2 separate regions of the Homo sapiens genome follow, and region 2 is linked to region 1. Evidence: chromatin loops called from intact Hi-C (ENCODE). Cell type or tissue: heart right ventricle. All regions are shown on one strand. Each heading gives the region's core, and the rest is flanking DNA. Links, peaks and the distances in the headings are about the cores only.

Region 1 (2,926 bases), core at 172-2,671:
CGAAAATGAATTGTTTTGGTCCAAGTGATCTCTAACAAACTGCCAGCTCTTTAATTTGAAGTCTCAATGATTTGTTTAGTTTAGAAGGCTGAAATCAACAAGCCTATTCAATACTTACTAAAGAGGCCATGTAAGGAGCATCCAGGTATCTCTTTGCTGCTTTCTGGCTAGGCAGTCGTGCAATAGAATGGCTATGTGAAGCAATGGATAAGAGGATGGGCTCTGGAGTCAAATTACCGGGCTTTAAATCCCAGTTCCAACAACTACTGGGTGTAAAACTTTCCTCAATTTGTCTCAGTTTCCCAACTGGTTCAGTTCCATGGATCTTGTATTGAATCACTTGGAGCTGGGGTTGAACCAAATGACATTTTTAAAGATCTATCTAGTGTCAAGATCCACAGTACTATATTTGATAGGTGCGCTGATGCAAATAACTATCAAGGAACAAAGAGTGACTCTGTGGATTTCAACTTCAGAGTTTGAAATGAATCCAATGTTCAGGAAGCAGAGCTCAAATTAATGTTTTCCCATGGCCATCCTCCTACCATTAAAAAACTGTCCTCTACCCAGATCTCTCTAATGCTCATATGATGTTCACCAAACTAAGAACCAACTCTATTTAGCAATAATAGGCTGACAATTTCACATGTTTCTAAAATACTCCATGGTAAACCTGAATGATCTAGCTAGGACTAGCCAGGTTCCTTTCTATCTATGTCCTTTGCTTCTTTTCAAGGCAGTTCAAGTTGTCCATAAAAGCTTGCATCTTAACTGTGGCTTACTTGGATCTCTCTCTTCTTTCCATCTCTTAGCTTCATAGTATCATATAGATAGAGAACACTTTATAGGTCATCTCACCTAAGCTCTTTCCTATAAGATAATCCCTTCTATACACTCACATTAGTCAATAGCAGATATAGTTCCATATCATGTCTTGTATTTTTTTCTTACTGTTTACATGTCGTCTTGTCTGACAAAATTGCAAGCTGCATGAGATAGGCATATTAGTCCATTTTCACACTGCTGTGAAGAAATAGCTGAGACTGGGTAATTTACAAAGAAAAGAGGTTTAATTAACTCACAGTTCCTCATTGCTGGGGAGGCCTCAGGAAACTTACAATCATGGCAGAAAGGGAAGCAAACACATCCTTCTTCACATGGCAGGAAAGAGAAGTGCAGAGTGAAGAGGAGGAAAGCCCCTTATGAAACCATCAGCTCTCATGAGAACTCACTATCAAAAGAACAGCATGGGGGAACTGCCCCCATAATCTAATCACCTCCCACGTGGTCCCGCCTACAACACATGGGGATTATGGGAACTATTAATACAATTCAAGATGAGACTTGGGTGGGAGCATAGCCAAACCATATCACAAGGGAAGGGCTGTGTATGGAGGACTCTTCTGCTACTAATAGCTAGAGCTGGCCTTGGGTATGAGGTTAAGAATAAGCAGTAACCTCTGTTCTTCAGGTTCAAACACTAAGAGATGAAAGCAGTAGAATGACAGATTGGGTTCACATACATTGCATGAGTCTCTTTAAAAAACTAAAAGTTATCAAGGTGAAAAACATTTCATCATAGTTTTTATATTTGCAGTACCAAGTTCAGGTCAAATATACTAAGTTCTAATGAACGTTTATTGACAAATACATATGCTATGTATCTCCTGTACTCTCACAGCCCCTAACATAACCTTGGCCACATAGGTGCTTTTCATACATTATTTCATTTAACTGCATTTAATCCTCATTGAAACTCTAAAGAGTTGGTGCTACTATCTATAAGCTCATTTTTTTCAGATGAAGAAGCTAAAATGCAGAGAGGTAGCTTGACTAGTTTTCCTCAGGGTGAGTCAAATTCAAACCTGTCTAACTTCAAATCCAAATTCTTCTCCTGTTACAAGATGACCTTGTGTTGCAAGTATGTAAATTCACGGAGAGTCTTTACTCTTCATTCTAAATCGACCTGGAGGGCCAGCCCCATCTTTGACACATTCCCTGTAGTCCTGCTGAAGAAGTGCTTGGGGCTACTGGGCCACGGGGGTACCATCTTCTTGGCCTCAGCCATGGGTACCAGGAATGTGCCTTTGACGCACTGAAGGCAATCAGATATTTTCCTATGAGGAAGCTGTATTCCAGAAAAGATTGCCAAAACAGTTGGAGGTTATCATGGAGGGTTAGGAAAACCAAAGTCAGATGTAAGCTAAAGTTATATAGGAGCAAAAGCAAGAATCTTGCAAAGAAAATTTGTCTCCAGATGGATAAAAAGAAACACAGGCAGGCAAGAGTCAGTATGGCCCTGGAGAGGGAGACAGAGGAGCTGCCTGGCAACTTCCCAATTCCCATGAGGCCTGACTATACTTCTGATATCTGTCTTCTAGGAGGTTCACCTTTATCTTTTTAATAGATTCCCTTTTAACGTAAACAAGCCATCCCTACAATGACCTTTCTGTGCATCCCTTTTTCTCTTACAGCCCATGTGGGTGGGATTTTTAGGGAGAAAGAAGAACCTCCATGATTCTGTGGTATTCCTCTGAGATCTCTTTTTGGCTCCTATGCCAACAGAGTGATATAAACATAAACTCCTGACGGCAGGGCTCCTAAGGCCCTGCTAGGAATTGGGAACATTTCAAATATTGCTTCATATTTGGAGCACTCTGAAGTCGCAGTGACAAATTTACCAAAGAGCCAGAAAATGAAAACCCAGAAGAATGCTCTTCTCTACCTTGTTGCCTTTCAAGTAGTGAAAGCCAGTCTCTTGGAGGATGCTTACAAGGATAAGTGTGCCAAGAAAGCTTCCTTTAGTGAATTTCTTGCAGCCAGGAAAGCAAAGTTTCCAAAACTAAAATCTAGTCATTGTTGGACCTGGGATTCCCTTCCTGGGACAATTACATTGTGCTCCTCCTTAGCGCCTTGTTGCTTAGCA
Region 2 (2,926 bases), core at 257-2,756, 79 kb before region 1:
GTTCTGGAGGCAAAATTCACCCAGTGGCTCCCAGAACAAAAACCCATATATTTTCTTTTTTCCTTTATCAACAAAAAAAAACCATCTCAAAACTAACAGTCTATCTAGGCTAATAATTGGACAATCAAGTATTCACTACTCCCCCCTACTCTTTTTAAAAATCTCATTACTGTAACTGGAAAGAGGTAGAAATAATCTTTGTGTCTGATTGAAAACAGGTTTCCTGATTCTCTTGGGCTTCCACATTTAACAGCTCATTCCACAGAAACAATCTTGCTTCTGCTTGGCCTAGAAAGTTTCTGACTTTATTGGTGCATTTTAACACACAGTCTGTCCCCCTTGAATGTGACCTGTCATCATTGAACTTTGAATATACAAATCCCAATCACCGTCTCCTTCCAAATTAACTGAACACATCTCTCTGTTTTGACTCGAGTTAGATGGTTGCTGCTAAACTTGAAAAGGTTGCGTCTCACTTCCTGGCATCATTGGACAGGTTGCAAATCATAACCACACTAATTAGCACATGGATTTCTGGATTTTAATAATGCCAGGCAAACGGAGATGTAAAGGATGGGAGAGGAGAAAGAGGAAAGGGTCACTCAGGGGAGAAAATGGAAGGGAGGGAACATGGGCAAAAGGAATTTGACTTTGTTTTATCCTCCAAAGCAGATACTTGCTGGAGGATTAACTTCAGGGAAAAATCCTTCAGTATTAGCCTTACTTATTTGTTACACAGAAATAAACATTCCTATTCTTTCTTACTAGATCCTCTTCTCTTCTTATTTTGAATCATGGTAATACAACAGGTTTCAGAAGGTACTGAATTCAATTATTTCTGGCCTTGCTGTCAAGTGCGGTCAAGTCAATTGCAATCTCATCAATTACATAAATGAACTAGAGAAAATGGGTCTTTGGAAAGTTTCTGAGCTAAGCTTTGCTTTCATAGCAAGAAATACCAAACCATCTTTTAAAAGTATACATATATGTGTGCATATACATACACATACATATACATATGTATACACGTATATACATATACACATATATAGATGGTCCCCAAATTGCAATGGTTAGACTTAGAATTTTTTGGCTTTATGATGAGTTTATCAGGACATAATCCCATTGTAAGTCGAAGAGCGTCTGCATGTATATGTATGAAATGCTTCCAGGCCTTCTTCAAATAAAAGAAAATTTTTTAGAGAAAAAAATATCCTTTAGGGAACACCCTCCACCCATCCCAACGGCAGTTATTCCAAATGGAGACTTACTTAATTGTGTCACCTACCTACCTCTTCCTTCTCTAGAATCTCAGGCTATTGCATTGGCATTCTCTAATTAGGAATATATTTGAGATATATCGGAAGAAGCAGACTGTGTGTCTTGATTTTAAACTTTGTCTCTTTGCTTTCTCTGTATTCCCCCACATCCCCCCTTCTCCAGTCCTTCAAATAGCCATGTCCTAAATGAACCTTCCAGCCCAGTCTGATGTTAAAAGAGAAATGTTTATCTTGGAGTGTAGAGATAATTGACAATTAGAAAAGAGGACGCTTTTAGCTCTTGCTCAGGGCACTGAGCTCCTGAACAAAATGCTCTTTTCTTTGAAGCCGAGTGGATTGCTGAGTGACTCAGGCAGGGATATGTGCATGTTTATATTTAGGGCCTACAAGAGTCAAGGAGCTTTCTGGGACAGATTTCCCAACCAGCTGGTCCCAGATAATACCAATAACTCATAAAAGACAAGATCAAATGATCCCAGCCCCTCCTGGTGGGAATTTCTGACTTTAATCCCTGATGTGTTGGTTTAGGGGAACTGATTTTTGGAGTGAAACCCAGCTCTGCCCCTAGTTTTTATTTTTTTCTGTGCACCAGAAAAGGAGGCTATGGAAAGAAGTGGCTTTTCCCCAACTCTAATCTGAAAAGTTAGATTCTTTTTTTTTTTTGGAAATTTATAACTGGTTTTATGTTTCTAATTATCATTGTATTTTTATCTCAAATGTGGCTCACTTTATTATAAATTCATTTTTATTTTATACACTATTAAAAATAATTTTTCCATTCTATCCTCAAAATCCACAACCATTACCCCCGCAATAAGGGTAACTATTCTAACGTGTTTAATAAGGTTTTGTTGTTGTTGTTGTTGTTGTTGTTTTAATGTGTTCTTAAGATTAGGTATATTATATATAAATATATATTTCTAAATTTCTATGGAAGTTATGACATTGTACATCTATTCTGTTTCTTGCTTTTGTTCTCACTATTTTTTAAAGATCCCTTCATCACACTTAGTGCACATCTAATCTCCTGCTTCTATCTGAATGCTACAGTGTCTGTCTACTCCATCTTACCTCTCCAATGCTCTGTGTTGCCCCCTGCTATGGTTTAAGTGTATCCCCTGAAAAACGTGTTATAAACTTAATCCCCAATGCAACAGTGTTGGGAGGTGGGGCCTAATGAGAGCTGATTAAGTCACAAGGGTGGAGTGAATGAATTAACATCATTATCTCAGAAGTGGATTTGTTATAAAATGGGTAGCTCAGCTCCCTTTTTATTCTCTCCCTCTTCTCCCCTGCCAGCAACCCCCTCTCTGTCACCCTCCCTTGCCCTTCTACCTTATGCCATGAGATGATTCAATAAGTACACCCTCACCAGATACCAGCCCCTCGATCTTGAACTTCCAAGCCTCCTGAACCATAAGCCAATACATTTCTGTTTATTATAAAATACTCAGTCTCAGGTATTCTGTTATAGCACAAAACAATCGAAGACAGCCCCTAAGTCCAAGAGTAACTAAATAAACCTTCCAAAAGAAAACTAAAGGCAGAGGATTTGCCCTATCAAGTACTAATACACACTACAGAGTCATAATAATAAAAACAGTGCATTTAATGGTCAAGAATAGAAAAAATATATCAATATAGAG

Evidence for each region. Peaks named below come from ENCODE experiments on the same cell type or tissue, not always from the same donor. Only the 100,000 strongest peaks of a DNase experiment are listed, where the experiment ranks them.
Region 2: it touches region 1 in a loop (2.5-fold over the local background); 15 of 110 quality-filtered maps call a loop at or near these places.

The regions. Positions count from the first base shown.
Region 1 is chr18:44,670,824-44,673,749 of GRCh38, forward strand. No RefSeq gene overlaps it. Among named protein-coding and RNA genes, the nearest start is that of SETBP1-DT, 7.6 kb to the right of the region's middle. In heart right ventricle, for the core only: no CTCF peak of the experiment used is centred there; no DNase peak of the experiment used is centred there.
Region 2 is chr18:44,591,244-44,594,169 of GRCh38, forward strand. No RefSeq gene overlaps it. Among named protein-coding and RNA genes, the nearest start is that of LINC01601, 61 kb to the left of the region's middle. In heart right ventricle, for the core only: no CTCF peak of the experiment used is centred there; no DNase peak of the experiment used is centred there; H3K27ac peaks cover 2,292 bases.